2 separate regions of the Homo sapiens genome follow, and region 2 is linked to region 1. A link is a loop called in an ENCODE intact Hi-C map of the cell type or tissue named here. Cell type or tissue: heart left ventricle. All regions are shown on one strand. Links, peaks and the distances in the headings refer to the core of each region. The heading gives the core; the rest is flanking DNA.

Region 1 (2,908 bases), core at 176-2,675:
AACTGGACTAGATTATTTTTTAAGAATTATTCAGGGACCTGATTCTTGCTTATCTTAAATATCTTTGCAATTGATAGTGGATTATTTGGAAAAAAGTGTAGTGGTATAAACATTCTTAAAACTGTTATAAATTATTCCTGTGTATGTATCTTTGCCTGATACTCTGCCAAATTATCATCATTTGCTCATTATCTGACATAACCTAATTCTAAGGGTTATCCTATTCTAGACCCGTTTTGCATGTTTGTGTCTTGACACTGCACAGCCTACATCTCATCACTTGGATTCAGGGCAAAAGAGATTTGTTTTACCTTGGTCAAGGCTAAGTCTGAGGACATGCCTGGTCTCCTGCCATTGACTCATCTTCAAATTTATTGTTTTATTTAAATGATAATTAGTTTTATGATAGGCAGATTAGATTTGTGTATAGTGTTATAACTCCTAACAGTTCCACTCCTTAAATGAGCAATGTCAAGAATTTATTTTTGTTGCAAGACTTAAAATTACTCTAGGAAATAATTTTAATGCTGAGGGTATGCACATTTCGTATCTTATTTGCTATACACAATTTTCAGAAGGCTGCAATGCTGAGAAAATTAAATGTCAAAGAACAGCTATTCTTGAAAAAAAAAAAACTCATTTCTTTCTGTTGATTCATTAAAGACAAAATATAAAAATTTCCCATAACACTTTCAGGAGCAAAATTACTATTTATCTTTTTAAACGGATTTTTAACAAATTATTTGAGGGCCTGGAATTTACAGTAGATTTAAATGAATGTCCTCTCTGTTGTCACTCTTTTATATAGAAATGAGCCCCTGACTTGTGGAATCGGAGAAGGAGAGTAAATGTTTATGTCTGAACAGCAATTCCACCAAAAATACTGGGTTGGAAAAATATGGAATGCCAACATTCCAGTGGGAATTCCTGCTCCACATTCATTGGGAAAGATGTGGAGGCTCATTTACATTCTTTATGTTTTCCCAACTCCCATAAGCTTTCTTTCCTTTGTTTGTTTTTGTACTTAAGGAAAGGTTACTTTTTCTGAGGTATTGCGGGGGGTGGGAGCGGGTAGAGGAGTGAAAGAGGGGAGTTTGGGAGTGATTTGAAAACCTACCAACAAGCATTGGTTTTGCAGTTGTTCCCTGTCTTTTCTTTGCTGTCAGCAATCAGAGACAGCTGGTATTTTTCCTTTCCATCTCTCCCTGCCCAGTGTGCATTCCTCCATCCCAGCTTCTTTCACTCCTGCTGCTCACAAGCCAACATGGAAAGCCTCTTACAAATCCTGCAAGGCACTGAATGGAAACTGTTTTCCCTCTTTGTAGTTTCTTGGAGCTACACACTTTGTTTCAGTGTGTTTAAAAGTAACTTACAGGCCAGGTGTGGTGGCTCACGCCTGTAATCTCAGCACTTTGGGAGGCCGAGGCAGATGGATCACTTGAGGTCAGGAGTTCGAGACCAGCCTGGCCGACACAGTGAAACCCCACCTCTACTAAAAATACAAAAAGCTAGCCGGGCATGATGGCAGGCACCTATAATTCCAGCTACTTGGGAGGCTGGGGCAGGAGCATTGCTTGAACCTGGGAGGCGGAGGTTGCAGTGAGCCGAGATCGCGCCACTGCACTCCAGCCTGAGTGACAGAGCAAGACTCTGTCTCAAAAAAAAAAAAAAGTAACTTACATATTGTTGACACATAAGCAGACTTTAGTGACTCATTTTAAAATGGGTTCTCTGTTTCTAATTCTTTAGGTTTTAAGATATGCGGCCGGGCACGGTGGCTCACACCTATAATCCTAGCACTTTGGGAGGCCGAGGCAGGAGGATTGCCTGAGTTCAGGAGTTCGAGACCAGCCTGGGCAACACAGTGAAACCCTGTATCTACTAAAATACAAAAAAAAAAAAAAAAAAAAAATTAGCCAGGCATGGCAGCATGCACCTATAGTCCCAGCTACTCGGAGGCTGAGTCAGGAGAATTGCTTGAATCCAGGAGGCGGACGTTGCAGTGACCTGAGATGGCACCACTGCACTCTGGCCCAGGTGACAGAGTAAGACTTTGTCTCGAAAAAAAAAAATGCATTTCTCATCTCAACTGGTAGTGTTTCATTATGGTAAGCAGGTACTAGTGTTACTGGAAAGGGGTCCCAATCCATACTCCAAGAGAGGGTTCTTGGATCTCGTGCAAGAAAGAATTTGAGGTGAGTCCATACAGCAAAGTGAAAGCAAGTTTATGAGGAAAGGAAAGGAATAAAAGAGTAGCTACTCCATACACAGAGCAGCCCTGAGGGCGGCTGGTTACCCATTTTTATGGTTATTTCTTGATTATATGCTAAACAAGGGGTGAATTATTCATGCCTCCTCTTTTCAGACATATAGGGTAACTTCCTGGTGTTGCCATGGTACTTGTAAACTGTCATGGTGCTGGTGGGAGTGTAGCCGTGAGGACGACCAGAGTCACTCACGTCACCATCTTGGTTTTGGTGGGTTTTAGCCAGCTTCTTTACTGCAACCTGTTTTACCAGCAAGGTCTTTATGACCTGTGTCTTGTACCAACTTCGTATCTTATCCTGTGACTCAGAACGCCTTAACCGTCTGGGAATGCAGCCCAGCAGGTCTCAGCCTTGTTTCACTCAGGCGTATTCAAGATGGAGTTGCTCTGGTTCAAACAGCTCTGACACTAGTGTACCCTGAGCTATCTGGAAAACTCCGAAATTATGTTGATAGTACCTTCTAATAAAGTAGTCGTTTTCATACACACCATGATTTCAGTACGAAGTGTGTATTTAAACACATTTGTAAATTGTCTGATGTAGTTATCGTTATAGAGCTCATAATTTTCAGCCTTTCTTATAGAACTGACAAATACTAGAACATAGTCATTCCGTAGCTATAGCTGTAGATTTGCAAATGT
Region 2 (2,908 bases), core at 179-2,678, 81 kb before region 1:
GCAGCCTGCTTCCAGACAGTGCCATAAAGACATTCCCCGTGCGCCCACGACGTTCTCTTAGTGACGTGTGACACCTGTGACACAGCATCCTCGCACTTACTAGCCACAGAGCAGTTGAGGCTGGACCTGGCTTGTTCCGGCCCTGGGTAGAATATCCTCCTATTACCTGCTGCCCGGAGCCCAGGTTCTGTCCCGGGTGTGGCTGTGACTCTGTCATGGTGAGCAGAGACTGAAGATGGGTGTGACCTGAAAGAGGTGGAAAGTTTGCCAGGAAATCCGCCCATCACATCATCAAGTCACTCCCGTCCAGGCTGCTCAGGCCTGTCCACAGCGCTCCTCGGAAAGGGACGCTCCGGGCTGTCTGTGTCCCCTTCCTCCCCCGCTCTCTCCTCATCTGCACGCTTTTCTCTCCTCCCCACATCCCGTCTCTCTTGGTTCTCCCTCTCTCTTTCTTGGCCAGCTTTCTTCTTGCCTTTTCCATTAAACTTTTACAAATTCCTCCCCTCCCTTTCCTCGTACTTTATCCATTCATGACATGAAACTGCAGAATGGTGGCATATTCTGTATTTTTCAACAAAGTTTAAAGAGGCAGCTTTTAAATTTAAAATTAAATTACTGGGTGTTTCATTTTTCTCAAGGGAGAGAAAAAGCTGCATTCAGTGATGTTTGGTAAAACGTCTCTTATGACTCTGCCCCCACCCTCCACCGTGCTCTGGGGGCCTGTGGGGGTCTGGAGTGCGCGCATCTCCCCATCCGAGAGCCGCAGGGCACCAGAATCTATAGGGAAAGTGCTTTCCGGCCCACGGATGTGTACGTAGTTCTGCACATTTTTTGCTGTCTCTGGGAGACAGGCCTAATGATCCACTCGGTAGATGGTGGCAGCCCTCACGCTATGGAGAAAGCATATTGTGCTCAGTGGACTGAGCTTTCCCGGCCAGCGCCCTGGGAATGCAGCCCCAGTGGAAACTCCTGTGAGAACTGTCCGCACTTTTCTCTGTCTCCTTATTTTGTTTAGCGTCGTTTGCTTACCGTTTAACTATTTAAGACTAGATGATGACAAAATTTTGATAAATTCAAGGTATACTTTGCCAATGGTGCAAGCAAAATCGCACTCACCACCCTCAGTGCCCCGAATATCTACATTTTCGCCCAGCTAATAATTAGTTTTGAGAAAATTTAGATAACTTGGTTCTCCCATTTCCTTTCTCAGACTTTTATAATTCACTTAAGCATTCCTTTTAATAGATCGCTTTTCAAATATTCTCCTGATAAAGCAGAGCTCCCTGCGGCCCCAGGTCAGCAGGCAAGTCCCTCGCAGCGGGATCCGCGCCTGCCTGGCGCCGCCGCCGCCCTGGGCGCACGCAGCAATTTCACTGTGGGCTCTCCGTCCTGGCGCAGCTGTTGCTTTGGACTTAGTTTTTGCTGAAACTTTCAATTTTCTACTTGCGTATGGTAACATATCATTATTCACCACCTTATGATTTCTAGTTTGTTCAAAATTTTTGTGGAGGTAGCTCAGTTTTGACGCTGTGTTTAGGGCCCTGGGGGGACAGGGTTGCACCCTCAGAAGACCGCCTGCCCCGCGCAAGGCTGGGTGCCTGCAGGCGCCCTGCCGCCCACGGAGATGATGCAGTCCCTGGAGCATGCAGGCCGCCCCGTCCAGAGCGTTTTATCAGTTCGTGGGTCAGACGAGGAAATGCTTATGACGTGACTGGAAAGCCATGGAATGAAGCCGAGCTCCCTTCGGAAGGGAAAGCTGGGAAGAAAAGTGACAGGCAGCTGGGAAAGAGCTTGGGAAAAGCCACGTCCTAAGCGTAGAGAAGGGGCCACCTGAGAACCAGCCTGAGGCTGGGTGGTCTCCGTGGCAAGACCCAGGGGGCCTGGGGGTTCTCCAACAGCCCCTCAGGGAGCCCGTGCCAGCCGTGCCGAAGCGTGACCAGGGGATAGTGAGCACCCCACGAAGCCGTTCTGGTGGGAGAGACACCCCGACCCCGTGGCCTCATCTGCTGACAGTCAAGCCTCCAGCCCGGAGATGCGGCAGGGCCTGCTGGCGGCACAGAACCGCTGGGGTGGCGCCCGGATCCCAAGGCCGTGGCCCCACGCTGCGCCTCGTCTAGGGGGCTCTTCCTCATCAGCTACCTCATGGGGCCCCTCCTAGTAGCTGAAAGTGAAGGTGATTCATCTACATGGGTCTGCGGATCTGCCTTAATACTTGCAGTGAAACACACTCCTAAGTCAGGTGTCAGAACTATTCCTAGATTTAACTCCCGGGACGTGCAGCGTGGCATGCACGCTGACATGATCCTTTTTCTGAAGGCCCGAGCTGCCCAAAACCCGGCCCTCCTGCTAAGATGGGGTTGCACCCGCGGGGTGACTCCACCGTCATCTCTGCTCCGCATCTGCTTAGGGCTGTGTGTGCCGGCGCTGCACTGAGACGCCACACACCGATGTCGCTTCATCCCCCACACTCGCGTGCACAGGTGAGGAGTGAAGGTGCCGGTGGCCGTACGCTGTGCCCAGGCATTGCCTCGCGTCAGGGAGCCCGGGGCCGGGCACGGTGCGCAGAGCCCCGGGATTCCACGCTGCTCTTAGGAAGCCCGCCTGCCGGGGCCGCAGTGGAGCTCAGCCTCCGTCCAGTGTGAGGCCTTGGGCCGCCACTCCTTGGAACTGTCTCAGGGCAGTTCCATCATCAAGGGATGCCGAGTGATGATGGTGCCCCAGGCGTGTGTCTTTCTAGAAGGGAAAGCACATCCACATGAAGTCATGTCCGCGGCGTGCTCTCAAGAAGCATTGCTGGGCCCTCTGCTGCCCTGCCTGGGAGCGCTTCTGTGAGCCCTGGCTGGGCTGGGCTGCTGTCCTGCCGTCATTTGCCCTGTCCTTCCTGGACCCAGCCCTCATGTTCAGGCCC

Evidence for each region. A loop is a pair of places that touch in the nucleus more often than their neighbours do. Peaks named below come from ENCODE experiments on the same cell type or tissue, not always from the same donor. Only the 100,000 strongest peaks of a DNase experiment are listed, where the experiment ranks them.
Region 2: a loop joins it to region 1, with 4 times the contacts of the local background. A loop is called at or near these places in 8 of 110 quality-filtered maps.

The regions. Positions count from the first base shown.
Region 1 is chr6:169,085,925-169,088,832 of GRCh38, reverse strand. The region is part of intron 1 of LOC124901469 (a long non-coding RNA gene); the gene reads right to left. Among named protein-coding and RNA genes, the nearest start is that of LINC01615, 76 kb to the left of the region's middle. In heart left ventricle, for the core only: no CTCF peak of the experiment used is centred there; no DNase peak of the experiment used is centred there.
Region 2 is chr6:169,166,876-169,169,783 of GRCh38, reverse strand. No RefSeq gene overlaps it. Among named protein-coding and RNA genes, the nearest start is that of LINC01615, 5.3 kb to the right of the region's middle. In heart left ventricle, for the core only: no CTCF peak of the experiment used is centred there; DNase peaks (open chromatin) are centred at 1,340, 1,643 and 1,958; H3K4me3 peaks cover 936 bases; H3K27ac peaks cover 2,396 bases.